Regions from separate parts of the Homo sapiens genome. Here region 2 is linked to region 1. The links are chromatin loops, found by intact Hi-C in ENCODE. Cell type or tissue: right lobe of liver. All regions are shown on one strand. Links, peaks and the distances in the headings refer to the core of each region. The heading gives the core; the rest is flanking DNA.

Region 1 (2,909 bases), core at 295-2,794:
GGATCTCGCCCTGTTGCCCAGGCTGGAGTGCAGTGGCATGATCATAGCTCACTGCAGCCTCAACCTCCTTGGCTCAAGTGATCCTCCTACCTCAGCCTCCTGAGTAGCTGGGACTACAGGCACATGCCGCCATGCCTGACTAATTTTTTAATTTTTTGTAGAGATAGGGTCTTGCCGTATGGCCCAGGCTGGTCTCCAACTCCTGGCCTCAAGCGATCCTCCCACTTCACTCTCCCAAAATGTTGGGATTACAGGCATTAGCCACTGCCCCTGGCTTTCATAAATGTTTGGTTTGGGGACCTACCTTCTGCCATGGGTACAATTATCTCAGTTCCATTTTTAAAATAATAGTAATAATAATAATGATGAACATAAATGCCGACAGTAAATTTAAAGACTGGCAGGAAATAGACCCAAATGTTAACAGTGGCTATTTCTTGATGGTGAGGTTGCAAGTGATTTCTTTGAAATCCTTCTCATTTTTACCCCCAGTTTTCAACACTTACTATGTAACACCTTAATCATCAGGGTTGGAATTAAGTGGCAATTCAATTTCAGGGCTGGGTGTACTTCAGAGGCTGCTTCACACTATTAGGATTCATAACCTGAGCGCCTCCTGCTCAGCATCTCCAGCCAGAGTGCAGGAATGTCCCTTAGCCGAGGGGGAGGCCTGCATGAGACAGGCTGGACATGGACTTGGTTATTGTTGCAGCTGGGTAATGAGCACATGAGGACTTATCCTATTCTGTTTACTTTTGTGTGTGTTAGAAATTTTCCATGGCGAAAAGATAAAATATACAAATATCCCAGGTCAGTTCCATTTTTACTTTGGGCTGAGCACTAAGGGAGGATTTAAAAAAAAAAAAGGCATAATCCTGTCCTCAAAGAGCGTATCATTTAGCGAGGGAGAGGGATGTGGAGAGCCATAATTCCAGAACAGTAGAAGAGACCTGGTGAATCCAGGAGGCAGAACTGAGACCCACCTTGATCCACATTTGTCCACATTTGCCTGACAACACTAACTACATGCCCCACAACGGCCAGGCAGATGCAGTAAGACTTCAGAGAGCCCAGGTCTTTAGGGCGGAACTGATTGCTTAGTAAACCACCTTCAGCCTTGTTTTGGGGAAGGCTTTCTAAACTGCATCAACTTCTCTCTGTGCCTTGGAAATGAGAAGAAGAATATGTCCTTGAGTGGGGGGGCATTAATTGAGCTCTTTTTCTGATCATTAGGACCTTTAGCCCTAGGGTCACCCGGGGCACGGTCACCCGTCCCCTAGTGCCTCAGTGCTCATACACACGTGGTAGAGGACAGGCTGGGCCTCTGCCAACTCCGGGACGGCCTGGACATGGGATTATTGAGAGAGATTTTTAGGCTCGCATATTTTGTTACATCATTTGCCTCTTTCTCTGCAAGTTGAGCAAAATAGGAGAGAGGATCCAGACGATTGAGATTTTGCTGTTTTTACTTTAATGAGTATTCATTGCTTCCCAGTTTACAAAGTACCTTTACATAACTGGCATGTTTGATTTTTAACAAGGCCCTTTGGAGGTAACCAGAGCAAGTGCCATTAGCCTTTCTGTAGGTGAATAAGAGGAGGCTTGGAGAGGTGCCCAGAGCCACACAGCCTCCTAAGAGGCCACACTGACATGGAATCAGGTCATCAGCCCTGCACGTGGCATGTGGTCTCTCGGTATTTCCAATGGCCAGTGCCAGGACATCAGGTCTGTGAGATTAAAATAGTAGAAAAAGATGAGGGAAAATGTTTCATAGGGTTCCCAGGCATCAGCGTTTAGAACTGGAAGACACTTTTCACTGCATAGTTTGTCAGAAAATGCTTAAATTTCATTGGTCAGAATGATATCTAGCTTACAAGTTATCTGAACTTTTAAGAAACTGGGTGGTTTTCTTTTTTTGGTTGTGGGGTTTTTGTTTGTTTGCTTGTTTTGTTTTTTTTGAGACAGAGTCTGTCTCCCAGACTGGAGTGCAATGGCATGCTCTCAGCTCACTGCAACCTCCGCCTCCCGGGTTCAAGCGATCCTCCTGCCTCAGCCTCTCAAGTAGCTGGGACTACAGGCATGCGCTACCATGTCCCGCTAATTTTTGTATTTTTAGTAGGGACAGGGTTTCATCTTGTTGGCCAGGCTGGTCTTGACTCCTGACCTCAAGGAATCCGCCCGCCGCAGCATCCCAAAGTGCTGGGATTACAGGTGTGAGCCAAAGAAACTGTTTTCAGACTCAAACTGGAAACCGTGGAAAAAAACTCTTTGTTTTTTGTTTTTTATTTTTTGTTTGTTCGTTTGTTTTTTGAGACGGGGTCTCCCTCTGTTACCCAGGCTGTAGTGCAGTGGTACGATCTTGGTTCACTGCAGCTTCCACTGCCCGGGCCCAAGCAATCCTCCTGTCTCAGTCTCCCAAGTAGCTGGGAATACAGGCATGTGCCACCATGCCCGGCTAATTTTTGTATTTTTTGTAGAAACGGGGTTTTGCCATATTGCCTAGGCTGCTCTCAAACTCCTGAGCTCAAGCCATTCACCCACCTTGGCCTCCCAAAGTGCTGGGGTTAATAGGTGTGAGGTACCGCGCCCAGCCAAAAGAACATCTTTAAACATCGTCATTTGAAGTGACTAAACTAATGTTAGCTTCTCATTTTCTGTGATCAAATCAAACATTTAGGAGCTGTCTGCTACTGGGTAAATTGAATTTCCTCAGTTATTACTGAGGCTCGTTGGACAATTCTCAGAGCCTTTTTCTGTGTAGCTTTGCTTGGTACTATCAGTCTGTTCAGAAGCTCCGTAGCAAAATAGATGTCTGGTACATGTATTTTCAAACTCTTCTAGGAAATGACTGCTGTTGCCAGTGCTGGAAATCATTTTCATAGCTCTTTATTAACCACAAAATTATCTGC
Region 2 (2,909 bases), core at 255-2,754, 55 kb after region 1:
AACAAAATAATACACACTAAGCACTGGGCACACTGTCCGCCCAGGTCCAGTGAGCAGTAATTGTCAGCTACGACTGTTGTTATAATTGTCATCATAAAGGCACTCAACAGACACGTGCCCAATACCGAGCCCTGTTCAAGGCCCCAGAGACAAAGGGCTGAACTTGAAGCCAGAGAATAAACAGTTAAATAAACATAAACCAGATCATTACAGATCCCAAAAGGGCTGTAAAGAAACAGACAGAAGGGGATAGGGGGAGAAGGGTGGGAATACACACGCTAATCAGGGTGCCTGCAGGACCCTGAACAGCAAGAAAGGGGTAGCCATTTGCAAAACGGAGGGAGGCTGTTCCAGGTATAGGGAACAGCCTGTGCAAAGGCCCTGAGGGCCCGGGTGGGACTGAGGCCAGTGGGGAAACCATGTGATGGGTGGGGGACTAGGAATGGGAGGCAGGAAAGGCGGTGGAAAGGGTAGGGCCCGCTCAGGAATCATGCCGCGTCATCATCATCATCACTGTCATTGTCACCATCGTCGTCCTCCTTGCATCTTCCATTTGTCACACCCATTTTCCCCTGGGTGAATGGCACAGACCCAAAATGGGGGCCCCCTTCTTTCTCCACCCAAGCCCCCTCAACACCCCAAGTGCACCCAATCCTTCAGAGATGCCACTGGAAGCTCATGGCCTGTAGGGGTGAGGAGTCTGAGGGCAGCACAGGGCCCCTCTGTGTCCCAAGGGCCCAGCACAGGCACTGGCACAGAGCAGGGTCTCCAGACGGTCCAGGAATGGCCACAAGGATGGCTTTTTTTTTTTTTTTTTTTTTTTTTCAGATAGGATCTCACTTGGTCACCTAGGCTGGAATGCAGTGGCGCGATCATGGCTCACTGAAGCCTCTCAACCTCCTGGGCTCAGGTGATCCGCCCACCCCAGCCTCCTGGGTTGTGGGACTACGGCCACGTGCCACCACAACCAGCTCATTTTTTGTAGAGACAGGGTTTCAATATGTTGCCCAGGCTGGTCTTAAACTCCTGGGCTCAAGCGATCGGCGCACCTTGGCTTCCCAAAGTGCTGGGATTACAGGCGTGAGCCACCACACCCAGCTTCCAAGCCTCATTCTTTGCCAGCATTAGGACCCAAAGCCCCAGCTGGCTGCCACTGCATTGGTGTGCACTCAGCACCATGCCCAGCCCAGCAGGAGGTGGCTACATTCCTGCTCACCTGATAGTGGAAGAAACTGAGGCACGGAGCAGACGTGACTAGGGGCGGGGGCAGTGCCAACTGGGAGACCCAGGAGCTTTATCCAGCCTCTCATGGCCCATCTGGGCTGAAGCCAAGCTGGGGTGGCCAGAGTAGGCCTGGCCAAGGGCCACTCACTCCCCAGTAGGCCCAGCAGAGAGGAGTGAATGGCCTCAGTGCGGGGGAGGGCCGGGCAAAGTCCAGCTGGAAAGAAAACAACTGGGGGGCGGGTAACCAGGCACCCAGAAGCCAGCTCTGAGGCCCTGGCCAGCCTCTGCTGTGTCCCCTCCACAATACACACATACACAAGGATGGGGCCACACAGCAGCCCCGCCCACCAGCACAGTCCCAGCTTCCAGCCAGCCACTGCTCTCCCAGCAATACCAGGCATGGCCTTGGAGTGTCCCCAGCAGAAGACAGGGCCTGCCCTCTGTGACTAGCCTTCAGCTCCCCACAGCTGGGGGAGGGAGGAAGGCTGCAAACAGATCCGCCACTCAGATGAGCTTCTGGCCTGCAACAAACTTCGACCAAATGTCACGACCAAGGTGTCATGACTGCCAGGCTGCATGTACATGTGTGCTCGTTTGTGCACAGGTATGTAGGTGTATGCACATGTGTATGTGTGTGCTGTGTATATACGCATGTGTACACATACATATGTGCCCACACATGGCTGTCTCTGCATCTGAGCGCATACACGTGTATGCATGCGTGAACTTGTTGCCGTCTGTATGCACACGTCCATGGAGCGGGGAGCCTCACCTCACCGCACAGCACGCTGGGCACCTGTGCTGCCACAGGGGACCTTGATGAACTCTGCCACTTCCTATTGAACCAACAGATAAGGGAGTGGGACAGACCATGACTACCACCACCACAGCAGTGTCCTGGGGCCATTCTGCTTACTACTTTACAACACTTCACACAGCCCAGCTCATTCTATCCCCATTTCACTAATGGGAGAACGGAGACACAAAGAGTCAAGTAACTTGCCCAGGGTCGCCCGGCTAACAAAGACCCTGGTGAAATACGGAGTAAGTCAGACAGCAGAAATGCTACGGAGAAAAAGCCAGCAGGGTAAGGGGGAGAGGCTGCACCAGGAGGTGCCCAGCTGGCCATGCACCCCCTTCCCCAGTCAGCCCCCAGGCTCTGATGAGTGCCCGGCCAAGGGAGGGAGCCCAGGGTGGTGGGGGCAGGAAGCCACGCCCACCCTGACTGCCCCAGGGATGGGTGTGTCGGCTGGGAGAAGGGGGCCTCGGCCGAAAATAGCCTGGGAATTTTCCGTAGGCTCTGCAGCTCCTCCTGGAAGGTTCTGGAGTTCAGCTGGGTACCAAGACTCTGGCTTTCCCAGCCCCTGCTCAGCCTGCCCGCATGTCTGGAGACTTACGGCCCAATCATGCAGCCCCCATTACCCACTCCCCAACTTCCTGCCCTCCTGGCCTGAAAACCCACCACCCACATCAATGGGAGCCAAGCAGCCCTGTGCTTACTGCAAGGAGGGCTTTAGCAGTGCTATCAGCCATTTACACTCTAGTAAGAGGGAGCTCATTGAAGGAGACTCCATTCATTTTTGTTTTTGTGAGACAGAATCTCCCTCTGTTGCCCAGGATGGAGTGCAGTGGCACAATCTCAGCTCACTGCAGACCCCCGCCCCCCAGGTTCAAGCGATTCTCCT

What was found. Peaks named below come from ENCODE experiments on the same cell type or tissue, not always from the same donor. Only the 100,000 strongest peaks of a DNase experiment are listed, where the experiment ranks them.
Region 2: a loop joins it to region 1, with 2.7 times the contacts of the local background. A loop is called at or near these places in 67 of 110 quality-filtered maps.

Annotation. Positions count from the first base shown.
Region 1 is chr16:8,807,519-8,810,427 of GRCh38, forward strand. All of the region lies in intron 4 of PMM2 (phosphomannomutase 2), which reads left to right. Among named protein-coding and RNA genes, the nearest start is that of PMM2, 11 kb to the left of the region's middle. In right lobe of liver, for the core only: no CTCF peak of the experiment used is centred there; DNase peaks (open chromatin) are centred at 1,293 and 1,643; H3K27ac peaks cover 1,439 bases.
Region 2 is chr16:8,862,313-8,865,221 of GRCh38, forward strand. All of the region lies in intron 1 of CARHSP1 (calcium regulated heat stable protein 1), which reads right to left. Among named protein-coding and RNA genes, the nearest start is that of CARHSP1, 5.2 kb to the right of the region's middle. RefSeq lists an enhancer at 1,915-2,074. In right lobe of liver, for the core only: a CTCF peak has its summit at 1,641; DNase peaks (open chromatin) are centred at 969 and 1,499; H3K4me3 peaks cover 911 bases; H3K27ac peaks cover 2,500 bases.